2 separate regions of the Homo sapiens genome follow, and region 1 is linked to region 2. The links are chromatin loops, found by intact Hi-C in ENCODE. Cell type or tissue: PC-3. All regions are shown on one strand. Links, peaks and the distances in the headings refer to the core of each region. The heading gives the core; the rest is flanking DNA.

Region 1 (8,282 bases), core at 2,015-7,014, 110 kb before region 2:
TATACCAGTTCCTCCAGAAAAAAATGTCCTGAATGCACTCATTAATGTTGCATAATGTCTAAGTGTTGCTAAAAAGTAAAAGTATCTGGCTTCAAAAATAAAAATAAAAATTTTTAGAAAGCAAAAATATAGAGAACAAACATCAAGGCAAGGAGGTAGGGGTTGCCAGCACCCCTCTCACTCCCCATCCTGTACTCTTCTCTGATTTTTCTCCCAGCTTCTCCCTTGCTGATTCTCTAGTTCTATGATAGCACTATCTGAAGGTTCCAGAGGGCTTTTCACATGCTTGGGAATAGGTAAACAACCAAGGAAAAAGTATCTCTAATGCCTTCTAAAGCAAAATTCCGGACTAAGCTTGTGAAGCCAGAAGCATCTACCAGCCCACATCCTGTCCTGTGGGGAGACTGTCTGCCAGCTGGGTCACGGTCCCAGATGGTGACTTGTGAGAAGCGAGTTGATAGCAACCACAGCTTGGTCTCCACATCCTAAGGCACTACTTATTGGCCTGCCTTCTAAGAATGAAGAAACAGGCCCCAATAATGCAGAAGGCACAGTCGCTAAGGGAGGACTCCAAGTGCTTTACATGTATCATGGCATTTAATTCCAACAATGACTCTATGAGGTAGGAACTACTGTGGGTTCCGTTTTACAGAGGGGGAAACCAAGGCACAAAAAGATTATGTACTCTTCCCAAGATTACTGTGGAAACAAAGTGAGATTCTTAGTGCGTTACATTAATAAGATACAAAGAACCAAAGAGGGTTTTTTTTTTTTCATTTTAAACTGGTTTGCACAAAGCTATTAGCAGCAGATTAATAGCTTTATTAATAGTCCCTTTATTTATAGTAACCCTAATAGGTTAATATATTACCCTTCCCAAGGGACTCATTCATCCAATACATACTGATTGAAAATCTACTATTGCACCCTAGATAGGGATGCAGAGAGAAGGTTCTAGACTCTCCATGCCTCAGAAGGCCTCCCCCTCCTACCACGTGGCCCTGGACTAACGACACCACTTGGCTTTGTCTTTAAGCTAAGATATACCTTCCAGAGAGCACCTAGTGCAGTAGGAAGGGCCTGCCTTGATGGGGCCCTCTATTCTTTGCAGGACTGTGCTGCAGCTCTCTGCCTAGTCTTTTGTCTGCCTCTTGAGTCGATGATAAATTATCAGGCCCTTGTTCCACTCAACACCACCTTTGCTGTCTTTGCCTGCCCTGCATCAAGCCTTTTCTTCCCCACCTTCCCTTTCTTCTCTCATTCTAATTCCTGGACTCCACAGCCAAGTCCACAGTCTGTCACTTTGACAGGATCGTAAGTGGTCAAGTCCCAGGAAAGTCCCTGGATGGTCCTGCTTTCCTTTCCCTTTTCATGGGGCAATCCTTTTCTTTGACTTTTTAGGGGCATTTCAGGGGCATCCAGAAAGATCGAGTGATGTAGTGATGTACCGAGTGTAGCATGATGGTACATATAGGGAGATACTGGGATTCAGGCCAGCTCGTGCTTGTCAGCTTGGAAGGGGACTCCCCTTTGGCAGTTGGGGGCATTTTCTCCATTTGTGAACTGAGAAGGCTGGTCAAGATGTTCCCTGACCATTCTCACCATCAAGTTCAAATGATCTTCTTAGATGCTCAGACAGACCAAAGGGGAGTAGGGTGCTCTGGGCAAAACCAGAGTTTCTCACAAGAGGGTGAGCACCCCGCTCTATGGTACAATTCCAGGGGTGGAAAGACCTCCCACCTTTCACCCTGAAGCTCCTCCCTTCTCTGATACCAGAAACTGTCTCGTGATATCATTTTGGGAAATAAAATCAATTTTATTTTATCATTTTGGGAAATAAAATCAATTTATAATGCAATATCATTACAGAACCTTAGCTTTAAGGATCCTTAGCTCATGAGGACAATGCACCTTGAGTTTGCATAATAAAATGTTCACCGGCCGGGCGCGGTGGCTCACGCCTGTAATCCCAGCACTTTGGGAGGCCGAGGCGGGTGGATCATGAGGTCAGGAGATCGAGACCATCCTGGCTAACAAGGTGAAACCCCGTCTCTACTAAAAATACAAAAAATTAGCCGGGCGCGGTGGCGGGCGCCTGTAGTCCCAGCTACTGGGGAGGCTGAGGCAGGAGAATGGCGTGAACCCGGGAAGCGGAGCTTGCAGTGAGCCGAGATTGCGCCACTGCAGTCCGGCCTGGGCGACAGAGCGAGACTCCGTCTCAAAAAAAAAAAAAAAAAAAAAAAAAAAAAAAAAAAAAAAAAAAGTTCACCATGATGTGAAGCTGGCAATTGCCAGGGATCATAAATAAGATAGGACTTTTGGGAACATCAGGGAGAAAACTTTAGCTTAGAAACAGTGTTTGCCTTTTGCACTGCTATATGCCTGGTATATCCATGGCCCTTTTCTGTCTTAAGCCCATCCACTTTATTTGACAAACAAATGAAAAACAAGACTCAGCTTTGGATGAAGGAAGGTGGAGAGAAGTTCTGGGAAGGACCTTTTGCTTTCTGGCAGAGGGGGAACAGAACCTACCCATGAGGGCAGGGCTCTGATCTAAGCGCCCATGAGAAACTCATGAAAAGTAAAACCCACTTCCTGCCTGTTAGGGGTTTATGATAAAGTAACTGCATGCAAATAACAGAAAAGCAAGACTGACCATGCAATGCATTTCTAAAGCTATACGAAGGACATACATGGGAGAGGCAGAGTTTAATTTTGGTAACAATGAAGTAAGAGAAAGAATTGAAAATACTCCTGGAAAAGGTAGATTTTAAAGGGTGGATCAACAAGTGAAGATGGCATTCCTGGTGGAGAACCAGGCACAAATGCGGGCACAGAGGTGGGGAACTGCATGCCATCTTGTCTGGTCCAGCAGTTGAAATGTGTTGTCAGGCAAGGTGGGAAGTGGAGACTAGAGAATTAAATCAAGTCTTGATGGTGGAGAGCCTGGATTGTTGGGTCAAGGCTGTGGGATTTTATCCTGAAGACAACAATTGATGTGTTAGAGGGATGGGAGCATCGTGCTTAAGAGTGTGGTCTGTCTGGCACCATGCAGCTGCCCTTGCTTCCAACATAACATCATTTACTTAACGTCTCTGAGCTACAATCTCCTCATCTATAAAAGATAGATGATCATAGTCCTATTTTACAGACTCCTGGTGAAGATTCAATAAAGCAATGCATACAAATGCTTGCACAGGGCTGGCCACACATTAAGCATTTACTAAATGCTCATTTTTAACTTTAAAGGTTTTGACATGGGAAGTGATAAGATCAAGTCTTGTCTCAGGATGCCATTGAAAGTAATGGCAAAAACCACATGCCAAAAACCTGCATGCCAAAACAATTAGGTTGGTGCAAAGTAATTGAGGTTTTGCCATCGAAAGTAATGGAAAAAACTGCAATTACTTTTGCACCAACCTAATTGTTTTGGCATGCAGGAGAGGCTGATCTAGATTTTGGGGCCAGCCAAGGAGAAGCATGTGAAAAATCTGTAGCTGGGGTTGGGCCCAGGAGGGATACCACAGTGGAGAGTCCTGGGAAGAGGCAGCCAAGGAAAGAATAATTTGCTTTGCTTCTCTTAGAGGGAGCAGCTTCTCTTCTCGAGGGAGGGTAGAAAGAACCTCAGAGGGTCCAGAGTATCACTCAGGAGCTACTCAGCCACAGGGGCAAGGATAAAAGCAACAGCTTGGACAAAGTCCTGGAGGTAGGATGGGATGTGTGGAATAGCCACTGCAAGACAAATGCAATTGCTCAACACCAATGCAGTATCCTGGTACCAACACTAAAGGTGTCCAGAGGGTGAGACTGGCACCCTATGTACTGTACTTGTCTCATTTATACCAAAGCCTGCAATGTCCTCCTTGGCTCCTCTGTTTTTACAGATTCTACTTCTCCCTGCTTAAGTCACACGTCCTCCTTGGGACCTTTCCCAACAACTCTAGCCTATACTGAGCTCTCCCTTCTCTGAACTCCAGAAGTACTTGAGACAGACTCACTCTGTTCAGCAGCTAGTTGTTCTTTCAACTACAAAACAGGAGAAAAAGTACATAGAGGTTTCTCATGTACATTAAATGAAACAATCCTTGTAACGCACTCAGCATAGTACCTATTGCCTCATCAGTGCACAGTAAACATTAGCAATTCTTCTGCTGTTGCTCCTCCTCCTCCTGCTTCACACTGACATTATTATGATTGCCTAAACACATATGGTAGATGACATCTTTGGGAACAACACACTCCGGGAGACAGGGGTGCGTGGGCCATAGCTGTTATGCCCACTCTTTCTCTCCCACTCAGGAAAACATCCTAGAGAACGAAGTGAATGAATATGACATTATTATTGCGATAACCTTGAATCTACTCTAATTCATGTTTGTTTTTTAAATCATCTGTCAATAATATTGGTACTTTAGCTTCATGAGTCACAAATTACTTGTGGTACAACTCATAATATATTGTGACTCACCAATGTACCGTGGCCATGAAGGTAAGAACTTCTGCTTAAAGTATTAACCTATGTTAGTTCAGCCTTCCTGGCTAGACTGCACACTCAATGAGAACAGGGACCCTAGTCGGCCCTGCTTCCCACCATGGGTACACAGCAAGTGCTTGCCAGCTAAGCTCTTGATTGTCATGTGCTGATACACTGATACCTAACAGCACTTCTAGAAAGGTACTGGTTGCTTAAAACTGGCACTTTCATAGTTATGTCTAATTCTGCCCAATTCCTGTGAAAATCTCTGTGAAGGGAGAACATTTCATCAGGACTTTTCTGTACATTCATCAGAACTTTTTGGGGTGCAGGTGACAGAAACCTAATTCAAACTTCCCTCAGCAAAAAAGACATAAATTTTTTCATATAATTGAAAAGTCTAAAATTGTAGTTAAATCCAGGTGAGGCTGAATCCAGATGCTCAAATCATATCAGTGTAAATGTGTTTCTCTCAGTCCCTCAACTCTGCTTTTCCTCTGAACTGTATTTTCTAGCATGTTCTATGCTGCTTGTGGGAAAGATAAGACACCAACGGCTCCAGGCTCATTTCATCAGCTTGACAACAGCCAGCAAAACCCTGTCACTTTCCTAATCACTTCAGCAGAATCCCAGAGCTGACACTCATGGATACAGAATGGGTCACATGTCTATAACTAAAAACTTCCTGTGACTTAGTTTGACCAGGTATAAGTCACATGCTCGGCTTAGGGCTGGGGTAGAACACATACTATCTAAAACAACAGGTTTGGGAGTTCAGCAAGGATGACTTCCCAGAAGATAATCTTGATGCAGTTCCTAGAGGTAGAAAAAATGGATGCTGGGCAGACAAATATTTTCAACATTTGGTAAGCCTGGGTGAGGCGTAATGGTTATGTGTAGAAGCAAGAACAACCGTTTCCATGTCAACTGCTGTCCCCATGGTGAGAAAGACACTGACCCATTGCATCATCTGTGGACAGAGGGTGGCCTTTGCAGACAGCTCTGCGCCCTGACTTTGGTGCCAGCATTGCAGAGCTGCAGTTTCAAGGCTCTCGCAAGCAGAGACTGATCCCATCAGAATGAAGAGAAGTTAATGGCATCTGCTGAGCTTCATAGAGAAGGGCTTTGCATGTGGGTGAGCCCGGCTTACATAACCAAAATGGGGGGCATCTGGAAACAGCTGCTAGCCAGTTAGCAAGAAGGTGAACACACATTGTTCTGGTGTGATTAGTCTGTCTCAGGAATTGCCTTTTCATGGGGCCCTAAAGAAGACAGTAACTGCTTACCCCATCCCACCTCCATGCTTGGCTTTCTCTTTTTCATTGCTTTCCATTCTCTGTAAACAAGAGTTGACCCTGGCCAAGATTACCACTGTCTATAACTATGGAGAAATGTGCAAGGTGAAGTTTTTCTTGGCCAGTTTGCTCTTTAAGAGAAAAAATTACAATGACTGAAAGACAAGTCTTACTATGTAGACACCTTTTGTCTACATAGACACGAAAGGTGTCTGCACAGAAGACTTATGGGTTTTTCTGCTAGAGAACTGGACTGAGTGGTCCTAATGGACATTGCTGATATTTTACAATAATCCATTAATAGTGATTGGTGGGCAGAACAAGAACGACTAAATTTTAGGATAACAAAGCAAGAAATGACCCTAGTAATCATTCTGACTCTGTAAGATTTATGAGTTCATCAACTGACTCTGTCTTGTTCACTGCTATATTCCCAGTGCGCAGCACTCTGGCACTCTGGCACCCCATCTAGCACTCTGGGAATTCCACCATACCTCTTTACTGTGTTCACAGCAGACATCACTAATCAATCACCATGCTTTTTCCCACTGATGAAGGATATGTCCTCAGAGTCATTTCTCAACATGGAATTCCAAGAATCTAATTCCAGTCAATCAATAGTGACACATAAACCAAAACTGATTTTTCATTCCTGACTAATGGCCTCTCAAAAGTTTGTAGGGTCTTAAGGACAGATGACTTTTTTTTCAACCATGTAGCTTCCATTTGGGAGAAACCAGAAACATAAGCAGTTTTGTTGGTCATATTGAATGGTGGCTTCTTCAGGCTTTAAAGTTGGTACAGAACGATTTCATTTTATACCTGTAGCATCACTTCTCAGAAGAAATTCAAAAATCAGATGTTGTATGGCATAGATTAATTTGTAGATGCTGTATATGCTTTCCCATGAATATTAACTCTTTAGTAAACTGTAGGATAATAATTAGCATGTAGAAACCAGTCTATTTCAGAGAAGGTTAGAGATTTAGATGCTAAAGAACATCCCCAGGAGTTCTTTTCCCTCCTTTGGTACTGGCCATTTAGCATTTCAAGTGATGGAGAAAGGCACTCAGAAAGAAGTGCTCACTCAGGCAGCACACTCCCTTCCTTTGAGATTTTAGCCTAAGTGGCATTAGGAAGTAGTCAACATGGACAATGTGGGCTCCTGCAAATAACTCTACAAGTTAAATTGACTTTGCATGTAACAGAAACATGCACCTGGAAGACATTTATTCAAATAACTCATTGTGCAAGGTGGTGGATGCAGCCAGAAAGATCTTTAGCAGGCTTGTCAAATTACTGTAGTAACAGGAGTAAGAAAGGGGCTGGATAACTTAGATAATTGAAGCTGCCAGATGATCAAAAACTCGTTTGTTGAATTGGACTAATAGGCTCCCGATCAGCATCAGTCCTAGTGAACAAGGACTACAACTACATATACTAGCAATAAGGTAGTGCTTCTAATATCTGACCATTAAATTCAAGAGAAGAGAAAGGAAAGAGCCATTTCAAGGCAGGTTGACTTAAAGGCTGTTATGCAAATTCCACAGACATATAAATAAATCATACTAATCCAGAGGCTCTCTAAGCATCATTGGGCTTTAAGGGACAATCAGCCATTCCCTGCTAGGAAGAGGCAAAAACACCTAATATCAGTCTTTGTTCTTGGGTATTATTAGAAAGATCTGGTGATTGAGCATCAGTCAGCAGCAGAGCTCAGTAGCAAGTTTCTGACTTGAATCAGCAGTTGGGCTTTGCACATTTCTAACCATCAGACAGAACTCACCTTTACATCTGTATTAGCAACTGATGCAATTGTGTTTATGCTAGAAAGGAGCAATTTAGGAGATAGATTTCAAGACTTTGAGAGAAAATTAGCGTCTGAACTCAGCCTCTTTAGAATGAGTGGTCCTACCCAGCTTATGAGGAATGGATGTGGGTGGGTTAATCATGAAAGAGTGGTTAACAGCTTGGTTTTGGTGTCAGATGAGAGCATATTCCAGTTCTCCTATTTAATAGCTGTCTGGCATTGAATATATTATTTAAGTTGATTGATTTTTAGCCTTTTCTCTTTAAAATAAGGAGGACAGTATCATCTATTGGTTCTTTATTAAAATGGAAATGATAGTACCATTCTTATAAAGATTAAATATATAAAAAGGCATTTAAGGTGCTTAGTTATATGGAACATCTACCAAGTTATACCATGTTCTGGTACATAAAACAAGTCTTAATACATTTAAAAGGATACCAATGATACAATATGTTTTCTGACCAAAACAGAATTAAATTAGAGATCAATAACACAAAGATATCTATAAAATCCCCCGAATATTTGAAAATTATATAAAACACTGCTTAATAATCCTTGGATTAAAGAGGACATCAGAAGGAAATTAAGAAAGTATTTTGAACTGAATATAAATAAAAATAAGGCATGAATTTATGAGATGCTGCTAAAGCAGTATTTAGGAGAAAATTTATAGCACTAAGTGCCTATACTAGAAAATAAA
Region 2 (8,282 bases), core at 1,041-6,040:
CTGGGATGACTTATTTTCTTAGCTGATCGGTAGCAGCAGCCCAGCTGGCTCATACCTCAAAGGCAGGAATTCCTCCTCTAGCTCATCAGCACTAATTTGTGCCAAGGAGCCAGGGAGGGGACAGACTCTGACCTCCCACAGGCCCCTGCCTGGCACCTGGTCCAAGGCTCAGGCTGTAGTCAATGGAGCCACTGATTACACATGACCTCACGAGCTCAGTCTGCGGTATTATCGGAGTCGGGTATCTCCTTACCACAGGCCCTGCTTGGCCAAAAGTCTCTACCTGGATCCTGGTGGTGATAAACAAGGTAATTGTGAGGGTCTCACCTCACCTTGTTTTAGACAGAGATGAGAAACCCAGAGGACTAAATACCAATGGCTGTGTCGGCCCTCGATGAATGCACTGAGGGGGAACACGTGGCTTTGTATCAATAAATATCAACTGTATGGCATTCTGGAACCATTGAGGTTCTGTGGGGGATACAGACATAGTTTTGGATACTCTCCACATGTAACTACAGCCTAGGTGAAGAGACCAAACTAATGCAATGAACCGTCTTCATCCGATAAGCATTTACTGAGGCCAGGCATGGTGGCTCACACCTGTAATCCCAACATTGGGAGGCCGAGGTGGAAAGATTGCTTGACCCCAGGAGTTTGAGACAAGCCTGGGCAACATAGTAATACCCCAACTCTCTATATTTTTTAAAAAGAAAACATTTACTGAGCACCTACTCTGTGCTAGTCACTGTGATGGAACAACAGCTGTGTTGTCCAAGAAGCCCCTGCCTTCCTGGAGGTTATATTCTCATGAGTGCAACAAGAAATTAACAAGTAATTCATGATAAAGTATAATGGATATTAGTGCATGTTGAGGAATGCAAAAAGAGGGGAGCTTCAATCAGAACATGCTATTGAAAAAAAAAAGGCTTTTTGGGGAAGGCAGAAGGAAGAGGAAGGAAGACACCCATGTTTCACAGGCTTGGAGGGCAGACCATGCATAGACACACCATCTCAGAAGCTAGTGCAGAAATTGAGATGTGAACAGCTCCTCATGTTCAAACCCCAGCTCCACTACTTGCTATTGATCTTGGACAACTTTCTCACTTAGTGCCTCAGTTGTACCATCTATAATAAGATGGTGATAATAATAGTGCCTATCTTATAAGGTGGCTGGGAGGATGAAATGAGTTAATTAACACAAGGAAGGCTCTTACTTAGCAGAATAAGTCTTCAATATGCAACCACTGATATTGTTGTTATTATGACCAGAGCTTAGCTGAAGGTAGAACAAGGGAAATCATAACAAAAGCCTGAATCCAAGTCATCCTGATGGAACAAAGTCATGGGACTTGGTGACAGGCTATGTCCTGGTAACTGAGAAGGAAGAAGAACCAGCATGGATTCTCTCATTGTTGATGAACAGAATGGAAACTGCAATAAGCCCTGAATTAGGACACCGAAAGACCTGTCTTGCTTTCTGGCTCTGACATTTGGTAGCAGGGTAACATTGGAAAATCACTTGAGACTCTTTGCCTCAGTTTTCACATCTATAAAATGGAGAAAACATTGGCTGCTCTGCCAACCATACAGGGTCATACCTCAAAGCAAGCAAAAAAGTGAGTGTGATGGCCTTTTAGTCACATTGCGAAGTGCTACTACCATCATGGGAATTATTATTATCCTAAAGGTTGTAGCTTGGGAAAACAAAAGTACATGCTTCATACTGAATCTCCAATGATGATAAAGAAATTCTAGGCCTCTTTTCTTCTTTTATTTGCTTTTTAAATTTCTGAGGCTGTGCTTCTTAAACTCCTGTGCGTACAAAATACCTGGGGATCTTGGTAAAATGCAATCTGATTCAGGAGGTCTGGAGAGAGGCCTGGGTCTCTGAATGTCAAACAAACTCACAGGTGAGCAGTTCACTGCTGCTGCTGGTCCACGGACCACACTTTGAGTAGCAAGGTTCTCTAGCAGACCATATAGAAAAAGTGGTCATATTCCTCAGGGTGAGCTGACAGAGTAGACAAAGGGGAGAGGTGTTCAGGATCCACAGCTGTAGGGGCCCAACAAGCTGCCCCCCACCTGCCTTTATTGACAATCATTCTGTGTGCTTGCTAAGTATCAAGCACCATGCTAGATGCTTGGCAAATATTTGCTAATATAATCCCTGCAATATCCCTATGTAACTGATACTATTATTGTCCCTATTTTACAGATTGAAAAAAACTAAGGCCCAGAGAGGTTAAATTATTTGCCCAAGGTCACACAGCACACAGTCCTTCTACCTCCAACTCCAGAGCTGAGCCCAGAGCAGAAGGTAATAAAACACAGCACATTCTGTGATCAGCTCCCACTCCAAACCACAGAGCAGAAAATCAGCTGCTGAACATACACTCCTGAAGGCTGAGTCATTCCATGGCAATGGCCTAAAGAAACAGTCCCAGATCTTCCTTGGTTCCTGTCCCACCCAACCTTCCTCTCGCTTCCATTCTGTGAGCTACCTAGAATCTAATAAACCTCTTCTTTTTGCATATCACAGGGTTTTAAAGCTTTGGCTCTGGAGCCGGACTGCCTGGCTTCCCATCTTGGCTTCACCACTCACTAGTTACTTAACTGCTCCAAGGTTCAGTTTTCTCATCTGTAGTGTAGGGATAAGAATAGTACCGACTCCACAGTGTTGAAGAGAACTAAATGGGATCATGCATGTTGAGCCCTTAGCCCAATGTCCTATACACAGCACAGGCTCTATAGCTGCTTCTAGTATGATTATTAAGGTAAAAGTAAGAGTAGGTTTGTAGCCGCTGTTATGTTAAATCAGCCCACCACACCCCAGCCACCTGACACCCTCCCTGGATGCCTTGAGAGGCCTCCAGGGTTTCAGGGCTTGGGCAAGCGTGAGTGATTCGCACTCTGGCAGGAAGTTCCAGGCTATTGCACCTGCCAGCAGTGCTCGACTCTCCTTCTCGTAGAGAATGGGGAATGTGTCACATTTATGGGGGCCCTTTATTGCACATCAGGGAAGCGCTTTGCACAAATGTTTGGATCAAGTTTTCATGACTCTGGCCCCAGGCCTGCTATGAATCAGTCTTGCAGTCCCAGCTTACTCACTCCAGAGATGGTCCTGAGGCTGTGGTTTCCATCTCTGCCTGCCTCCCACCTCTCCTTCTTCCACTCCTACCTGCTGTCACCAGCCACCACCTTGAATCCCCCAGGAACCCAGGACGAAAGAGATGTGGGGTGATGTGAATGACAATTGCCACGCTGGCCCTCCAGGATGTGTTAACTGCTGTTAAAAGATACTCCAAGTCATTATTGTAACATTATGAGGACTGAGCTGATTGCCGCTAATCTCAGACTCCCCTTGTGTTCCTAATGGAGGGGAGCCGCCTTGTGTGAAAAATCCCATTTTGTGTCACTCTTCTAAAATTTCATTTAAGAAAAATAGGGGCAAAATGTGATATTCAGCAATGGAAAATGAGTAAGATAAGGATTTAAGTACAGAGCAAGTGAATCACAAAATAGAACTTCGTGCAGTCAGGTAAGCACTGAAGAGAGCAGACACACAGGAGGAGTGAAGGGGTAGAGGACATCAAATCGCCCTTCTGATCCACTTTCACCACCTCTGATGACATCAGCAAGAAAGTCTCTTTTTGTGTTAGTGTGTCTTTAACACCCTTGGACACAAGACAATCTCCCTTTGTTAACAAACGGAGAGCAGGCCCACACCAATAGGCAAACAGCACAGCTTGCTTGGGTTAAAATCCCCGCTAAGGCACACAGGCACTCTGTGACCTTGGAGACGTTAATAAACCTCTCCACGGCTCAGCGTCTTCCTCTGTGAAATGGGGTTAATAGTAGTCCTTCTTTCATAGATTTACCGTGGGGATTCAATGAGTAACTTCACAGGAAACAGGTTTGTCACTCTGCTGATGTGAGCAACCATTACGTGGCAGCTGACAGTATCTGAATTGAATATAATTGCTTTGTTCTCATTGTACTTATTTTTAGGATTATTTTCTAGTTAGGGAACGTGATACTGGTTTTTCATTTTTAATAGCAATACAAAGTATATTTGTAAGAGATGTACTTAAAGTCACCCAAAAATAGTATATTAACAATAGAACAGATAATATGAGGTTGTGGCAAAAATTGTGAAAGTGGTACTTGAATAACTAAATTTTGGGAAGCCTGATCCTGTCTAATTTACTCATTTTACAAATGCAAACCTGAGGCCCAGAGAGGGAAAGTGAATTCCCAAAGGTCACACAGCAAGCTAGCAGCAAAGTGGTTCTAGAATTCAGAACCCAGCTGAAAGTTTTACCTAACACACTGTATTCAGGTCACTCAAAATAATAAGAGCTGTCTAAGACAAACCCACAGTCAATATCATACTGAATGGGCAAAAACTGGAAGCATTCCCTTTGAAAACTGGCAAAAGACAGGGATGCCCTCTCTCACCACTCCTATTCAACATAGTGTTGGAAGTTCTGGCCAGGGCAATTAGGCAGGAGAAGGAAATAAAGGGTATTCAATTAGGAAAAGAGGAAATCAGATTGTCCCTGTTTGCAGATGACATGATTATATCTAGAAAACCCCATCATCTCAGCCCAAAATCTCCATAAGCTGATAGGCAACTTCAGCAAAGTCTCAGGATACAAAATCAATGTGCAAAAATCACAAGCATTCTTATACACCAATAACAGACAAACAGAGAACCAAATCATGAGTGAACTCCCATTCACAATTGCTTCAAAGAGAATAAAATACCTAGGAATCCAACTTACAAGGGATGTGAAGGACCTCTTCAAGGAGAACTACAAACCACTGCTCAATGAAATAAAAGAGGATACAAACAAATGGGAGAACATTCCATGCTCATGGGTAGGAAGAATCAATGTCATGAAAATGGCCATACTGCCCAAGGTAATTTATAGATTCAATGCCATCCCCATCAAGCTACCAATGACTTTCCTCACAGAATTGGAAAAAATTACTTTAAAGTTCATATGGAACCAAAAAAGAGCCCATATTGCCAAGTCAATCCTAAGCCAAAAGAACAAAGCTGGAGGCATCACGCTACCTGACTTCAAACTATACTACCAGGCTACAGTAACCAAAACAGCATGGTGCTGGTACCAAAACAGAGATATAGACCAATGGAACAGAACAGAGCCCTCAGAAATAATGCTGCATATCTACAACAATCTGATCTTTGACAAACCTGACAAAAAGAAATGGGGAAAGGATTCCCTATTTAATAAATGGTTCTGGGAAAACTGGCTAGCCATACGGAGAAAGCTGAAACTGGATCCCCTCCTTACACCTTATACAAAAATTAATTCAAGATGGATTAAAGACTTAAATGTTAGACCTAAAACCATAAAAACCCTAGAAGAAAACCTAGGCAATACCATTCAGGACATAGGCATGGGCAAGGACTTCATGTCTAGAACACCAAAAGCAATGGCAACAAAAGTCAAAATTGACAAATGGGATCAAATTAAACTAAAGAGCTTCGGCACAGCAAAAGAAACCACCATCAGAGTGAACAGGCAACTTACAGAATGGGAGAAAATTTTTGCAATCTACTCATCTGACAAAGGGCTAATATCCAGAATCTACAATGAACTCAAACAAATTTACAAGAAAAAAACAAACAACCCCATCAAAAAGTGGGCGAAGGGTATGAACAGACACTTCTCTAAAGACATTTATGCAGCCAAAAGACACATGAAAAATTGCTCACCATCACTGGCCATCAGAGAAATGCAAATCAAAACCACAATGAGATACCATCTCACACCAGTTAGAATGGCTATCAAAAAGTCAGGAAACAACAGGTGCTGGAGAGGATGTGGAGAAATAGGAACACTTTTACACTGTTGGTGGGACTGTAAACTAGTTCAACCATTGTAGAAGTCAGTGTGGCAATTCCTCAAGGATCTAGAGCTAGAAATATCATTTGACCCAGCAATCCCATTACTTGGTATATACCCAAAGGATTATAAATCATGCTGCTATAAAGACACATGCACATGTATATTTATTGCGGCACTATTCACAATAGCAAAGACTTGGAACCAACCCAAATGTCCAACAATGATAGACTGGATTAAGAAAATGTGGCACATATACACCATGGAATACTATGCAGCCATAAAAAATGATGAGTTCATGTCCTTTATAGGGACATGGATGAAGCTGGAAAGCATCATTCTCAGCAAACTATCCCAAGGACAAAAAACCAAACACCGCACGTTCTCACTCATAGGTGGGAATTGAACGATGAGAACACATGGACACAGGAAGGGGAATATCACACACCGGGGACTGTTGTGGGGTGGGGGGAGGGGGGAGGGATAGCATTAGGAGATATACCTAATGTTAAATGACGAGTTACTGGGTTCAGCACACCAACATGGCACATGTATACATATGTAACTAATCTGCACGTTGTGCACATGTACCCTAAAACTTAAGGTATGATTTTTTTTTAAAAAAGGTACCCCTTGAAGTGAGTGATCACTTCTTTGACGTCCTGGTACTGGAGCTATTATTATGGAAATCCTCAGCTACAATGAGCCACTTCACTTTTTTTTTAAAAAAAAAAAAGGAAATAATATCATTTTCAGGGTTTTCAAAGAATTCAGGCAAGGAGCAAAAACAATTCAGAACTCAGGATACTGTTTTCTTTGAAGCATGTGTAAGATATGCCTTTTGGTTCCTAAGTTTTCTTCATAAAAGCATATTCAGGCTAAAACAGAAAATACTGTGATGACTTTTTTTCATAAAAGCAGAAAGGGCAGGCAAGAAAGCATTTGTTTCATTGGAGGACAAAGTATGAATTTATGTGGTCCAGTGTAACCATAGCATAACAAGATTACATCGCGGGGGTAAAATCAGTCCAGTGGCAATTGGAGAGCAAAAAACAAATTGCTCTCCAGCCCTGTCTGAGTGGTTCCTGGCTTCAAAACTGAACAATAAATTCCCAACCCTTTCCAGTTCTTTCTTGTTAGTAGGCAGGGCTGGGGGCCTTTTAATTTCCAACTTTCTTTAAATATTGATTACTTGTAAGTGCACTAGAGACCAGGCTGTGGGCTTAATTCTATTAGTAGGAATGAATAACCACCTCCGTCCAGCACCTGCTGCAATGAGCAATGTATTAAACTTCTCCACCTCTGAAGAGGTTCTTCTTTCCTTTTAGGAATATCGAATTCGTGTCTTATGACTAGAATCTGGGCAAAATGGAAAAATTTGAGGTGAAACCAGGAAAAGAGATCTACCTAGGAGTTATCCAGTGACTGTGAGTGTTCTCCCCTCGATGTATTTCCCACCCCTTACTCTATATGAGGATCACAAATGTGGAAGTCTTCAGCGGCTAGGCAGGGAATGGAAATGGAGGGAGCTGTCTAGGGAAAGTGGGGACCTGGAGCATGCCTACCTCTCTAAAGGGGCGGCAGCCACTCAGCTGCAGTCACCTGTCGCCTTGTGATGTAGGCCCAGTATTGCCAGATATTCTCATCACTAAAGAAATGCCAGAAACCTAGATTTTTGTAAATTGCTCTGATTTTTAAATGCCAGTGACTGGTTTGCTTTTTTCCAAAATTCAGTGTAGGCTCAACACAACCATCAGAGTGCGGCTTCAGCCTGCAAGCACCTCTGCTCTGTCCCTTCCCCTAAGCAGTCTTGCTCTCTCTGATCTCCAAATGCCAAGCATGAGCAATGACTCACCAGTCTCCACTCCAGCCTGACCCCCACCGGAGCACTACATCTGCACTTCTCAGCTAGCACCCACCTCCTGGTTTGTGTGTGTATGTGTGGGCTTTTTGCTTTGTTTTTTGATTTTTCTTTTTTGCCAACATTTAAGGCATTGATGAAGAAGAAGGAGCCAGTGAAGGAAATAGAGGAAAGGAACCCAGTTGATGGCATCCAACATGGCAGAGAGGTCAGGATGGTCCCTTGTTCTTCTTGGTCATGGTGCCTGGTTCACAGAAGGTGCTTAATAAATCTTTGTGAACAAATGACAAAATGAGGGAATAAAGTGAAAGACAAATGGAGTCACTGTGTAGTCCATAAGGAAAAATGACCAGGATCTGAAGCAGAAACTATTAGCCACTGAAATTGAATCAACAATGGAGAAACCAGAGCTTATAAAGTCAGAGGTCCAACTAGGAGAGAAAAGAAAGGTAGAGAATTTAAAATCCCACAGCCTGAGTCAAAGTTGGGATGTATCATCTGGAGACAGAAAGCCTGAATTTGAATCATTGCTCTGCTAATCA

What was found. A loop is a pair of places that touch in the nucleus more often than their neighbours do. Peaks named below come from ENCODE experiments on the same cell type or tissue, not always from the same donor. Only the 100,000 strongest peaks of a DNase experiment are listed, where the experiment ranks them.
Region 1: a loop joins it to region 2, with 6 times the contacts of the local background. A loop is called at or near these places in 1 of 110 quality-filtered maps.

Annotation. Positions count from the first base shown.
Region 1 is chr5:159,731,991-159,740,272 of GRCh38, forward strand. No RefSeq gene overlaps it. Among named protein-coding and RNA genes, the nearest start is that of LINC01847, 140 kb to the right of the region's middle. In PC-3, for the core only: no CTCF peak of the experiment used is centred there; DNase peaks (open chromatin) are centred at 4,131 and 4,471; H3K4me3 peaks cover 818 bases; H3K27ac peaks cover 1,478 bases.
Region 2 is chr5:159,847,381-159,855,662 of GRCh38, forward strand. The region is part of intron 2 of LINC01847 (long intergenic non-protein coding RNA 1847); the gene reads right to left. Among named protein-coding and RNA genes, the nearest start is that of LINC01847, 20 kb to the right of the region's middle. In PC-3, for the core only: no CTCF peak of the experiment used is centred there; DNase peaks (open chromatin) are centred at 2,391, 3,031 and 3,921; H3K4me3 peaks cover 1,027 bases; H3K27ac peaks cover 2,744 bases.